2 separate regions of the Mus musculus genome follow, and region 1 is linked to region 2. A link is a loop called in an ENCODE intact Hi-C map of the cell type or tissue named here. Cell type or tissue: left cerebral cortex. All regions are shown on one strand. Links, peaks and the distances in the headings refer to the core of each region. The heading gives the core; the rest is flanking DNA. Region 1 overlaps Fam81a (family with sequence similarity 81, member A). Region 2 overlaps Myo1e (myosin IE).

The links. Hi-C counts contacts between places; a loop is a spot of excess contacts. Peaks named below come from ENCODE experiments on the same cell type or tissue, not always from the same donor. Only the 100,000 strongest peaks of a DNase experiment are listed, where the experiment ranks them.
Region 1: a loop joins it to region 2, with 2.5 times the contacts of the local background. A loop is called at or near these places in 9 of 42 quality-filtered maps.

The regions. Positions count from the first base shown.
Region 1 is chr9:70,108,094-70,111,010 of GRCm38, forward strand. It overlaps Fam81a (family with sequence similarity 81, member A), which reads right to left. Exons shown (of 9, transcript NM_029784.2): 4 at 2,165-2,283. Among named protein-coding and RNA genes, the nearest start is that of Gm39369, 27 kb to the left of the region's middle. In left cerebral cortex, for the core only: a CTCF peak has its summit at 1,373 (motif pointing right); DNase peaks (open chromatin) are centred at 1,374 and 2,214.
Region 2 is chr9:70,312,916-70,315,832 of GRCm38, forward strand. All of the region lies in intron 4 of Myo1e (myosin IE), which reads left to right. Among named protein-coding and RNA genes, the nearest start is that of Gm40531, 16 kb to the left of the region's middle. In left cerebral cortex, for the core only: CTCF peaks have their summits at 1,305 (motif pointing left) and 2,709; DNase peaks (open chromatin) are centred at 1,313 and 2,682; H3K27ac peaks cover 424 bases.

The DNA.
Region 1 (2,917 bases), core at 181-2,680, 200 kb before region 2:
GTAAAGCCGCTATGTCTGGCTTTAAGGGAAATGTATAGTAAGCCGCTGTGTCTGGCTTTGAGTGCAGTGTCTCAGCAAAGCCTTTGCTGTGTTTGGGTCAATCAATAGAAGCTGAGAAATTGTTCTGTGGCTGTTTGAACCTTGAAGAGATGTTATTTGTTTAGAGGATCTGCACTTGGTGCTACGTGAGAGCCTGCAGCTGCCCCGACCTTGGTCCCAAGGTGCTCCCGACAAACCAGGAATTCTTTCTTTTGGTTATGGCTAGCCATGGTCAAAAGGGACCGAGATCTGTGGGAATTGTCTGCTCTCAGGGGCAGCAAGGGCAAGATAACTTTGGTAGCTGGAACCTTTCCCAGCCCCAATTAACCTTGTATGATGTTTGAATAAAGTAACTGCAGTGAGCTAGGCGGGGGTCAGCCTTTTCCAAGAAGGCTGAACCCCTCTGCTTCTTCAGAAAATGGAGACTTAGCATCTTGGTGAGGTTCTTTCTCTACTGTAGCACCTATGGACATCAATCAATAACTAGGTTTCGTCACAAATACACCAGACCGTGGCTCTCTCTGCGGCCTTAACAGTGCCTGGTCTCTGTTGGTCTCGTTCCTAATTTCATCCCATGCTCACCTGAGCTCACTGCTACCCCAAACTGGCTGAAAGTGCGTCTTTGCTCCAAATCCCCATTATTAGCTGTAAAGTTGTACTGAGCGCTTGATAGCAGCAGAGGGTAAAAGAGGCCCAACTGTAGTCAGGACAACTTCATCCCAGCCAGCTAAAAGTAATCCGGAAGGGAAGGCCTCTTGCAACAACTCTCAAATATAGTGCGCCTAGAACCCAGGTATCTCTTTAGAAACAGATTCTAATTCAGTAGCTGTGGGACGTGGGAGCAGTGGACATTGCTCACAAGGTCCCAGGTAAGAGCCAGGAAGAAGGCACAACCCGTAAAAGCACTAGCTAGACCCGATAACTTGAGTTTCCCGAGACAGGTGGGGTAGAAGGAGAGTATTGATTTCTGCATTTATCCTCTGATATCCACACAGGTGACACAGTACACACACGTGTGTATACACACCTGTGCGCATAAGCGCATAAATGTAACTGTAAACAAAATACATTTGAAGAAATATCCCAGGTAATCCTGAGGCTCTGGGTTCATGGAAAATACCCAAGTAAAGAGAAAATCACTTTCCACACTTATAGGAAAACACATATTAAAATTTCCAGCCTATGGGAAATCAATAATTTCAGGAAATAAAAAAAAAGTTAATTATAACAAAGATGAACATTTGAAAAGGCATTCAAACAGTAAGCTGTGAGTTACGTGATTCACTGACCATACTATTACGTGACCAAATAACTTCCACCAGCAGAGGGCGCTCTCTGATCATTTCCTCCCATGATGACCCAGCCAGTTTTGGCACTGAAAGAAATCATGGCAGGCTGACACCCAGGGTTGAAGTCTGCCAGTAGCTTCTGTGGTCAAAGCTAGAAAGGGGGTAGTAAAAGAAATTACTGGACTTCTTCACTAAATTGGAGTTCATAAAAAGTATGGGTATTTATGATGATGGTGGTGATGAGGGCAGTGCTCTGTGTGTGTGTGTGTGTGTGTGTGTGTGTGAGAGAGAGAGAGAGAGAGAGAGAGAGAGAGAGAGAGAGAGAGAGAGAGATCTGAGAGAAAAGAACAACCTCGTGGAGTTAGTGCCCTCCTTCCACCTCAGTTCAGCAAACTTCCAACAGTGAGCACTTTACTCCCTGAGCATCTCAACGTCAAACGAAATTGCTCTCAAGGAGTAAAGTCTCCAACATTTGAATACCTGCTGTACTGGTCATCTTCCTGGCCAGCTTGACTGAATTCAGAATCACCCAGAAGACCTCTGGGCTTAGCTGTGAGGGCGTTACTAGAGAGGCGAAACTGAAGAGGGAAAAACCTACCCTGAGTGTGGCCAGAGCCGCCTCAGGGGCTCTCGTCCCAGACTGAATAAAAAGAAGAAATCAATCTTAGTTATAACCCATCTCCCTCTGCTCCTTGACCTTGAACCCCATGAGAATAGTCACCTCACACTCCTGATGACACATCTTCCCCACCTGATGGACTGTAACTTCCAGCTGTGAGCCAAAATAACCCTTCCTTCCCCAAGACACTTCCGTGGGATGTTTTGAGGGCACCTACCTTGCAACTCTTCCTCGGAGATCTCCCAAGCCAGAGAGCTGGCGCATCTCCAGCGTCTTTAAGGCAGAATTAGTTCCATAGCTGATGTTGTCCCTGGCACGGATCTGCTCCTGGAGAACCTGGGCAACAAAAAGGACACTTAGGGTCAGTGGCAAATTCACACGTGTCCATTTCATAATTCAGGAAAGTATATGAGTGCTCGACTCATTTTTTTCCCAAAAGAAGATTTTGTTTGTTTGTTAGTTAGTTAGTTTGTTTGTTTGTTTAAAACTAAAGGTCTTACTGTTAACCCTGGCTGGTCCTGAACTTGATGTGTAGATCAGGCTGGCCTTACACTCATGAACATCTGCCTGCCTAAGGAGCTCTTTTTATCAGTGAACTGATGAACCCAGAAGCAGAGAACCAGTAAGCCCAGAAAGAGGTATAACTCTCCACTGAGAGTTCCCTAATCCACCAATAAAACTGTGTTCTTTTATTTTTTTATTATCTTTCCTTCGTATGGGAGTGATTTTATTTATCTGCTATGCCTTAAGCTGCGTGTAGACTTATTTGTTTATTTGTCTTTTGAGACAGTAGCTCATGGTGTAATCAAAGCTGGCCTCTAATTTCCCCTCCTCCTGCCTGGGCCACCCCAAGCACCGAGGAGCTCAGAGATAAGCCACCGTGCCCTGCTCCTGTTATTTTATTTTACATGGTTTTAATTTTGGATTGAATTTCTCTTTGATTTAAGGATGTCTGACTATCTAAGGATGT
Region 2 (2,917 bases), core at 215-2,714:
GTGAACACAGGCAAAGCCTATTGCAATGGCTGCTGTGAGCTGCAGAGTGAGCAGCGATGGAGGTAGTGTGCTGTAGAATGTCTGATGTCTTCATAGACTTTTCAGTTTAGATAGGGCTTTCCCTTTCCAAGCAGGCCAGTACAGATATGGTTAGATATACTGTAAGCTTCAATAATTATGGAAGATTCCATTATTGTGCCATTATTTTAAGCACATTACCGGCTGTGATCAATAAAATGTCCCTTTAAGTGGCTATAAACTGAAACCAAGAAACGAGCATTCAGATCAATGTTTAGCCAGAGCTAATTATTTTAAATTGCTTAGAAATCACAGCTCCTGAGAAAGTGGATGCCCTATTTTGGGGCCTGGCATATTTATTTTAATACATGAAAAGAGTTACTTGCTCTCTGTTACAATTCTGCTGTTTTGTTTCAAACAGTGATACAATGCTTGGTCAGGTCTGGGAGACAGTTCAGTCCTCCAAAATGCTTGGATCACCAGAACCTACAGGCTTGAAGGGGTGAACAACTCATTCAAATTGCCCTCTGATTTCTGAGTTCCACATGTTCACCATGGCATGAGTCCTACACCCCAGCCCCTGTGTAAAAATACTTTTTAGGAGACACAGTATTTAGTGCCTGGCCACACTATTAAACAAGGGCACTGTTGTGGGATAGACTTTTATTTTATAATTCTGCTAGGATTATTGTGTTTTTCTCTCTTGAGGCTTATTCTAAGTAATTATGAATACAGAAGTGCAAACTTAACAGAAGTCTGATTAGTCATGGTGATATATATATATATATATATATATATATATATATATAATTGAATAGTAAAATAATAAAATTGAGGAATATTCATCATCATTGTGGGGTGATTCTTCCTCTTGGAGGTGGGGGGGAAAGATGTTTTTAAAATATATAAAAATACATGGTTAATTGCCTGTCTCAAAGACAAAATTGTAAGGTCCAGGCATAGGGGTAAGCCCTCTGTAACCTTGGCACTGGGAGTGGGTAGGAGAAAGGCAGATCTCTTAGAGTGCAGGAGCCAGACGGTCTATCCAATCAGTCATAGGCCGTGGGTTCCGTTAGAGAGACCCTGTCTCAAAAAAAAAAAAGGTGGAAAATAATGGAAAAGACATTCTGACATCATCCTCTGGTTTACACACATGCACAAACCATAAAAATAAAATGTAGGCATTGAGAAAGTCATAGAAGCTTGAGAGTTGGCTCCATGGTTAAGAGTGTGTACTATTCTCACAAACCCAAGTTCAGTTCCCAGCCCTTGTAGCGGAATCTGATGCCCTCATCTGGCCACCATTGCCACTACACTTAAATGCACACACCCACACAACCATACCTATACATAGTTAAGAAAGGAAGAAGGAGAAGAAGGAGAAAAGAAGGAAGAAGAAAGAAGAAGAAGAAAGAAGGAGAAGGAGAAGAAGAAGGAGGAGGAGGAGGAAGAAGGATGGAAGGAATCACCTTAGGGCCAGCACTGGGTTTGTAGCTCATTAGTAGAGCAATTGCCTAGTATGCATGAAACTCAGGTTCAACACTCAGCACTGTAAAAAGCATAATGATAAATCACAGCAGAAGAGAAAAGAAACATTTATGTAGCAACCTCCTAACAAGTGTGTGCCAGTTATTTTGTCAACTAGCACAAGCCAGAGTCAGCTGGAAAGAGCACCCTCGACTATAAAGATGCTTCCCTCAGATTATCTGTAGGCATGCCTATGGGGCATTTTCTTGATTAATGATTGATGTGGGAGGGTCCAGCTCACTGAATGGTGCCACCCCTGGGCAGGTGGTTCTGGGATATATAAGAAAGCAAACTGAGCAAGCCCTGGAGAGCAAGCTGATAAGCAGCACTCCTCCATGATCTCTGCCGGAGCTCCTGCCTCCAGGCTCCTCTACATAATGACTTGTAAACCAAATAAAGTTTATCCTCCCTAAGTTGCTTTTTATCTTGACATTTTATCACAGCATCAGAGCAAACTAGGACCAAGTAATATCTTTTCCAGTTGTCCTGGCCTTTCTTTTTCTTATACTATTTTCACATTGTTACCAACCTGTTGTAGATACATTGTTGCTGTTGAGCCCTGGCTGCCTGGCTTGTAATTCTTTCATAATTATTTTAACTGTTTCTGTGATGTTATACTCTTTGGTTGTAACATTACACTTCCTTTTCCTAAAGTTCTTCAGTGTTTACATTGTTACAACTTAGTAAAGCAAGTCGTAAAATAGAGTGTTTGTAAGGCCAGCTACAGCTGGGGCAACTGGAAAGGAGATAGTTACCAGAGGAGCCCTGGAATCCAGGTGACAAGTCAGTGTCCCACTGACTCCTTCTATGCAGGAACCAACACTTAGCAGGCAGACTCTTGAAGGCTGCTTGTAAGTAGTCACAGCTGCTCTGATGATCGTGGCTGTTACACAATTGGCAACATTTGTTGACATCAACTAGACTGAGGTTCATAGAATGTTAAGATGTGGGCCTCCAATTCCTTGATCACCGAGAGCATGTGTCCTTTTATAGATGTGGGTTTCTTTAACAAACTTGATTCTGGCAACACCAAGGCGGCTCACAGAGAGAGGAGATTTCAGATGGGATCGAGCATGTTTTGAATTGAGGTCATTATGAATTCAGGGGGATTTTGAGGGAAGAATGGGGATTTTGGGAGAGCAGACTATTAACAAAAGGCTATTGCTGTACATTCAGGCCACCCAGCGGAAGGTAGTCTTTGTTTCTCAGGATGTGATTAATATTACCTCATCATTTAATTTTAGCATTCCTAAAATAAGGAAACTTGCATCACATCGAGGCAGAGGCGGAAGCCTGAGTGCCCGTTTTTGCATATGTATATTTATATTTATATATACTTATGTATATATATATTTACATAGGCATAAATAGA